Regions from separate parts of the Mus musculus genome. Here region 1 is linked to region 2. A link is a loop called in an ENCODE intact Hi-C map of the cell type or tissue named here. Cell type or tissue: heart. All regions are shown on one strand. Each heading gives the region's core, and the rest is flanking DNA. Links, peaks and the distances in the headings are about the cores only. Region 1 holds the start of Cox18 (cytochrome c oxidase assembly protein 18). Region 2 overlaps Ankrd17 (ankyrin repeat domain 17).

The links. Hi-C counts contacts between places; a loop is a spot of excess contacts. Peaks named below come from ENCODE experiments on the same cell type or tissue, not always from the same donor. Only the 100,000 strongest peaks of a DNase experiment are listed, where the experiment ranks them.
Region 1: it touches region 2 in a loop (2.5-fold over the local background); 5 of 42 quality-filtered maps call a loop at or near these places.

The regions. Positions count from the first base shown.
Region 1 is chr5:90,222,476-90,225,393 of GRCm38, reverse strand. It overlaps Cox18 (cytochrome c oxidase assembly protein 18), which reads left to right and starts at 1,398. Exons shown (of 6, transcript NM_001033310.3): 1 at 1,398-1,778. The coding sequence starts at 1,455. In heart, for the core only: CTCF peaks have their summits at 1,219 and 1,674; a DNase peak (open chromatin) is centred at 1,323; H3K4me3 peaks cover 1,971 bases; H3K27ac peaks cover 1,628 bases.
Region 2 is chr5:90,279,874-90,282,791 of GRCm38, reverse strand. All of the region lies in intron 15 of Ankrd17 (ankyrin repeat domain 17), which reads left to right. Among named protein-coding and RNA genes, the nearest start is that of Cox18, 57 kb to the right of the region's middle. In heart, for the core only: a CTCF peak has its summit at 1,264 (motif pointing left); no DNase peak of the experiment used is centred there.

The DNA.
Region 1 (2,918 bases), core at 168-2,667, 57 kb after region 2:
TTCACATAACAATATATGGGTTTAGTTTTTAAATTTATTTCCATTACTTTGACATGAATGCAGGTGTGCAGTTTTATCAGAAGAGGTTGTCAGTTACCTGTAGCTGTAGAAAAAAATTGTTAAAGATTTTAATAACTGCTTGAAATTTTTGGTTTAGGGTTTGTGAACAATAGATCTACAAATAACAGGCTTATTTATTACACATAATAAATTTACCTACTTTCCCAGTGTTGAGAATTAATTCTAGGTTCTCATGTATGGTAAGTTGGGACTTGGGGGAGTTGTTTTTAAGTAACTTCTCTGGCTTAAGGCCATCTTGGAAGGGCCTACTGGATATTAACAGTTTTATGGAAATACGGTGGTTTCTTAAACTAGCAAGAGATAAGTGAGCTGTTTTTAAAAGGGATTATGCTATGGGAACTAAAGGCAGGTTACCCAAGTTTCAGAAAATACGCTATCTGACAGCTTTGGTAGGTGTTCAATAAAGTAGAGGACAGTGTCCACAGTTTGGCTTTACCAAACATGGGAGAGGTTTCTAAAAACTCAATTCACTTTGGCCTACCCTAGGAGTGGGCACTTCGTTGTTCCATTTATTTTCTGTTGACAGGAACACGAATGTGAAAAACACACAGTTGTTAAAAGCCCTGTGCATTCCATTTAACCGTTGAAGCAAAATTGTGCTGTTGATGGAATTCATTTTGTAAAATGAAAAATAGTATTTTTCCCTGCTCCTTATTATGATGGTGATTCTTCTTCTTATTTATTTATTTCGTTTTTTTCTTTTCTTTTTTTTTTTTTGGTTTTTCGAGACAGGGTTTCTCTTTATAGCCCTGGCTGTCCTGGAACTCACTCAGTAGACCAGGCTGGCCTCGAACTCAGAAATTCGCCTGCCTCTGCCTCCCAAGTGCTGGGATTAAAGGCGTGCGCCACCACTCGGCATTTCTGCATTCTGTTTATAAAGGAATACAGAATGCTAACCGGAACAGATAAAGACATTTAGGTCTTATTATAAAGTAGAGCTGCCTAGGGGGATAAAGGACGCAGACTTAACACTGACCGAGCCAGAAACACTATTCCCAAAGTAGGTGTTTCAGCAGTGCGTAGAGAAAACGGAGATAGATGCTGCGCGCCTTGGGCGGAAACAGCCGAGTCACAAAAAGTACTCAAGCCACAATTTCCTTGAGTGGAAACTGAAACTCAACAGCAAGGCAGTTTGCTCGCCCCGCCTACCCCTGCAGTTCCGGTTCCCGCTCTGAACTCCACCCCAGCAAGGAAAGGAGTTAAGAGAGCCTCAAGCGGCTCATTGCCGCGTGGGAAAGGCGGAGTCTTACGTCATCTCTAGCGCGACACTGGACAGGGCTTTCGGCTGGGAAGGTCAGGCGTGGCCTCGGGTTCGCGCATGCGCGCAACCTCCTGGTGCTAGTGCTCTAGTTGGCCGCCCGCTCCGTGTAACCATGCTGTGCCGGTCGTGTGCCGGGTGGCTCAGGTCGCTGCCCACCCTGCGGCTCCCGGCACCGGGATCACCGCCCGCCTGGAGCAGCGCGCGGCTCCCAGCCCTTCCGGTATGGGCAGCCGCTTCGGTGTCTGCGGCCTCTCCAGGTGGCTGGTATGAGGCCCTGGCAGCGTCGGCGCCGGTGCGCACCGCGGAGGAAGTGCTGCTGGGCGCGCAGGAGGCTACCGGCCTCCCCTGGTGGAGCAACATCATACTCAGCACCGTTGCCCTGCGCGGTGCTGTCACTCTGCCCCTGGCCGCCTATCAGCACTACATCCTGGCTAAGGTGAGGGGCGTCGGTCCCCGTGCTGCCTGCCTGCTAGTGTTAACATGGAGGCTAAAATAATTTAGTTAGCATTGCATGTTAAATGATGGTTGGTGACTCGAGTACCTTCCAGTTCACCCGACCTACCAAGTATTTATTCGAAATACAAGTGCCTCCCAAATGTTCGGTTGAGACCAATATTCAGAAGAAATGGCACGGAGGAACCTGAAACATTAGGGTCATAAACATTTTAAGAGTCTGCAGCATCATTTGTCACTATTGATACTGCTCTTTATTACTAGAAAGGTATCACTAAGTTAGCAGTTTCCAGACATGAATTCTTCCTCTGGGCCTACCACCTACTACCCTGTATCTGATGGATTGAAACTTCGAGTTGGCTTTTTAGGAACTCTGTTCAGTGGAATTGGTATAACGTTACCTCCCCCATGGCTGTGCCTGGGGGTGGGGGTGGGGTAAGTCAAGATTTTAATTTGAGTCACAGAGGATTGCCAGGAAGGGAGCAGCAGCATTGAGCCAGGAAGCATTCACAGTGAGGTGTTAACACTGGAATGCTGTTTTCTCTCTCCTGGGAAATGTAGGGATGGAACAGTAAGAACCAGGATGCAGTTTTCATTTACTCGAAATCCTATGGAGGAGGTGCTGTTAGATATGCTACATACTGGGAATCAGGATTTCAGGTTATGCACAGCCAGAAACAGAAAACATCAGGTACCCATAACCAAGAAGTTGCAGTTGGTTTAACTCAGTATGGTTGCCAAGATCACGCAGATAGATGTACAGGCAAGGAATTTAAATCTGGGGTCAAAGATACTTTAAGCAAACTAATATCTAATAGAGTTTTCTTAAATGTTTTCGATTACAAGTGTGATCAGTAAACAACATTTGTATATGGTCTAGGGAACAGAGACTAGAACTGTGAGTTTGGTTGTCCTGACCAAATGCTGAGTGGGGGAGGAAAGGGATTATGTGGTTTGTAGGTTATATAGTCTATTGTGGAGGCATTACAGAGCAGGGACAGCAGCAGAGTCCTTGGAGGAACACTGCTTACTGGCTTTTTATACAGCTCACGTTCACATGCCTGGGGCTGGTGGCACACAGTGTCCTGTGTTCTTCCATGTCAATTAGTGATTAAAAAATGCC
Region 2 (2,918 bases), core at 285-2,784:
GTGCCAGCATTTTTTTTTCTTTTTCTTTTTTTTTCTTTTTTTTTTTTTCCTTTTTAAAAAAAAAAAAAAAACATTGCTCAATATTCAACTTGAGAAGTATTTTTTTGGACTCTTGACCCATTATGTCTTTAGAAAAACTACATTAAATAGTTCTCAGATGGCTACAGGTCAAATTAAAGATTAGCTCATACACTGTAAATGAACAAATCTGTCATGGCTGGGAATCTGTTTTTCAGTAGTGGGTTGAATCTTGGTTTTTACTTTTGGTTTTGTTTTTCCACTTTAAGTTCAGAACACGGGTTGGGTTTTGGCATTTTTGCTTCTGTATTCATACCAATAAAAGGGAAATTGATAAAAATCTAGGTACAAAGGTAGTAGGACATATTAGGAAGTCTACTTGTGATTGAACAAAAACCCAAAACTTTTATACTAATGTACCAAGCTTCATGGTGGCTAAAGACAAGCAAACAACAATCAAAGCAGACACTTTGACAACATAAATAAAGTATCAAACAAGTAGAGTCTGATTTTACTGTATGTCAGTAATTTTTATCCCCTGTGAATGTTAATGTATAGTCTGTTTCTGACTGTATTATGGGAAGATATTTTCCCCATGGTAAATGACATGTTTTTAAATGTGTAGCCAGTAAGATTTTATTCTATTTTAACAAGGACTGCACTTTAAGAAGAGTGTTAATATTGCTTATTTGGGATTGCAATTTTGTAAATTGTTTAACAGAGTAGAATAAGATTTCATAAGGATATAGGTTATAAGAATGCTAACTGAAATAATTTTTCTTCAGGAAGAAAACTTGATAAGGAAGGGAGAAATAAATAGTAAATGGTTGTTGAATTTTGATACGTTTCTTCTGCTATTTTCCCATTTTTTACATTTATTTGTTTTTACTTGGGTTGTTTAGTATTTCTACTTTGAAAACTCTGAGAAACATTTATTATGATGGAGTCATTATTGTAAGGTTCCTTTCTTGAAAGAAAATATGCTGTGTAGTGTTTAGATGTTTAGATTGAGATAACATTAAGAAACTGAGAAAAACAAGTATATGCATTTCAAAAACTGTTATAGTTTCCCAATCCTTTTATTTTTAATTTTCTTAGCAATATGTAATATGAAAATCTGTTAGAGGCTGGAGAGATGGCTTAGTGTTTAAGAGCACTGACTGCTCTTCCAGAGGTCCTGAGTTCAAATCCAAATGATAGCTTACAACCATCTGTAATGAGATCTGACGCCCTCTTCTGGTGTGTCTGAAGACAGCTACAGTGTACTTAGTTAGATACTATAATAAATTTTTTTAAAAAAGAAAAAATCTGTTAATCTTAAGAGTAAAACTACACCAGTAAGATTGCTAGTAGTGACTTATAATAAGAATTGTAACAATCTTAATATCTATCAGTATAAGATTTTCCAAAACTTAAAGCCCTGTTAATCATCTCTAACTAGTCATGATTAGATATCTAATAAACTTTAAAGACTTTAACATTGAATGACCATGCATAGTAGCATAAATTAATACTATGTCCATTAAGTTAGATTGTAATTCCTTATTATCTCAGGTTACCAAAGGGTTTTAGTTAAGTTTTAAGTGTTATTTATTGATGAAATGAAGACTTGGTCGTTCTATACCAATGACTGTTGGAAATTTGTTTTTAATGTGCTATCAGAGTTTACCTGATGTTCATGGGCTGATGTAAAAATTTTTAATTCTGATAGTCATCAGATGTTTGTAAAGCAGCATTTTCTATTGATTCATTTATTCCCAAAATTTCTGTCTGTGTGTTCAAGATTTTTCCTTTATAAAAGTTGTTTTTGTTTTGTTTTGTTTTGTTTTTTACTTGAATGAAGATTAGATTTTAGAGTTACGACAAATTTGTTATTTTCTAAAAAGGTTACTTTTGTATCATGCTCTTCTGTGTGGGTAAAGAGAAGTGCCTAGCAGAGAAAGAACAGAATTAATCTTACTGTCTGCCTGCAGATCATTCCTACCTAGTATCTCATTCGTATTCACATGCTGTGCACATACATGTGTGCACTCTTACACACCCCTTTTCTGTATTCTGATTGTTTGAACAACTTCTGATCGTATTTGTCCTTTGAGTTGACTAAAGATCCTTTTCACCTCTTATGTTGGGCTTCGTGTGTAATGAAGCCTCAATTGGGCTTCTTCCCTCAGCACTGTCCCCTAATTCCTTAGGTCTCATTTGTTAGGTTTCTCCTAGGACTCTCTCATTTCTTCCCAGTACTTAGCTGGCTAAGTCTTTAACCTGCCTTATTTCCCATACTCACCAAAGCAAAACTGGGTACTTGTTTAACTTCCCCTAAAACATGCTTTTGTTCTGTCTATATACTTTTCCAATCCCACTTTTAACTTTTCAAACATGTGGTTTTTGTTCTCTAATTTGAATTTTAAAATGTAAAGAAAAGAAAACGGAAAAAAAAACAGCTTAATACTAGAATTCCTTTAGCTATGTAGATGTTTAAAGCTTTTTCTTTTTATCTATGTAGTACATGGTGGAATGGTGAGCACTTACTCTTGATAAAGCAGTTTCAGAGGTACTCCAAAGGAAATGAGGGTTTTTTTCTTCAAAACTTTAGATGAGATGAAAAGAATTAATTTGAAACATTAAAAGTAGTTTTTTTATGTTCTCTAAAATACATTATTCCAGTTGGAATGTGGATTAATTTGCTAATTTTTTAATCCATTTAAAAATCATAGAATAAAAAGTTTGTGAGGGCTAAGGATATAGCTCAATTGGTAGAGAGCTTGTATAGCATCCATATATACCCTGGGTTTGATCCCCAGGACTCAATAACTCCACCTGTAGTGGAACAGTTTTACAATCCTGGTACAGAGGAGGTGGAGTCAGCAGTTGTGGACATTCAGGGTCATTTTTAGCCATTT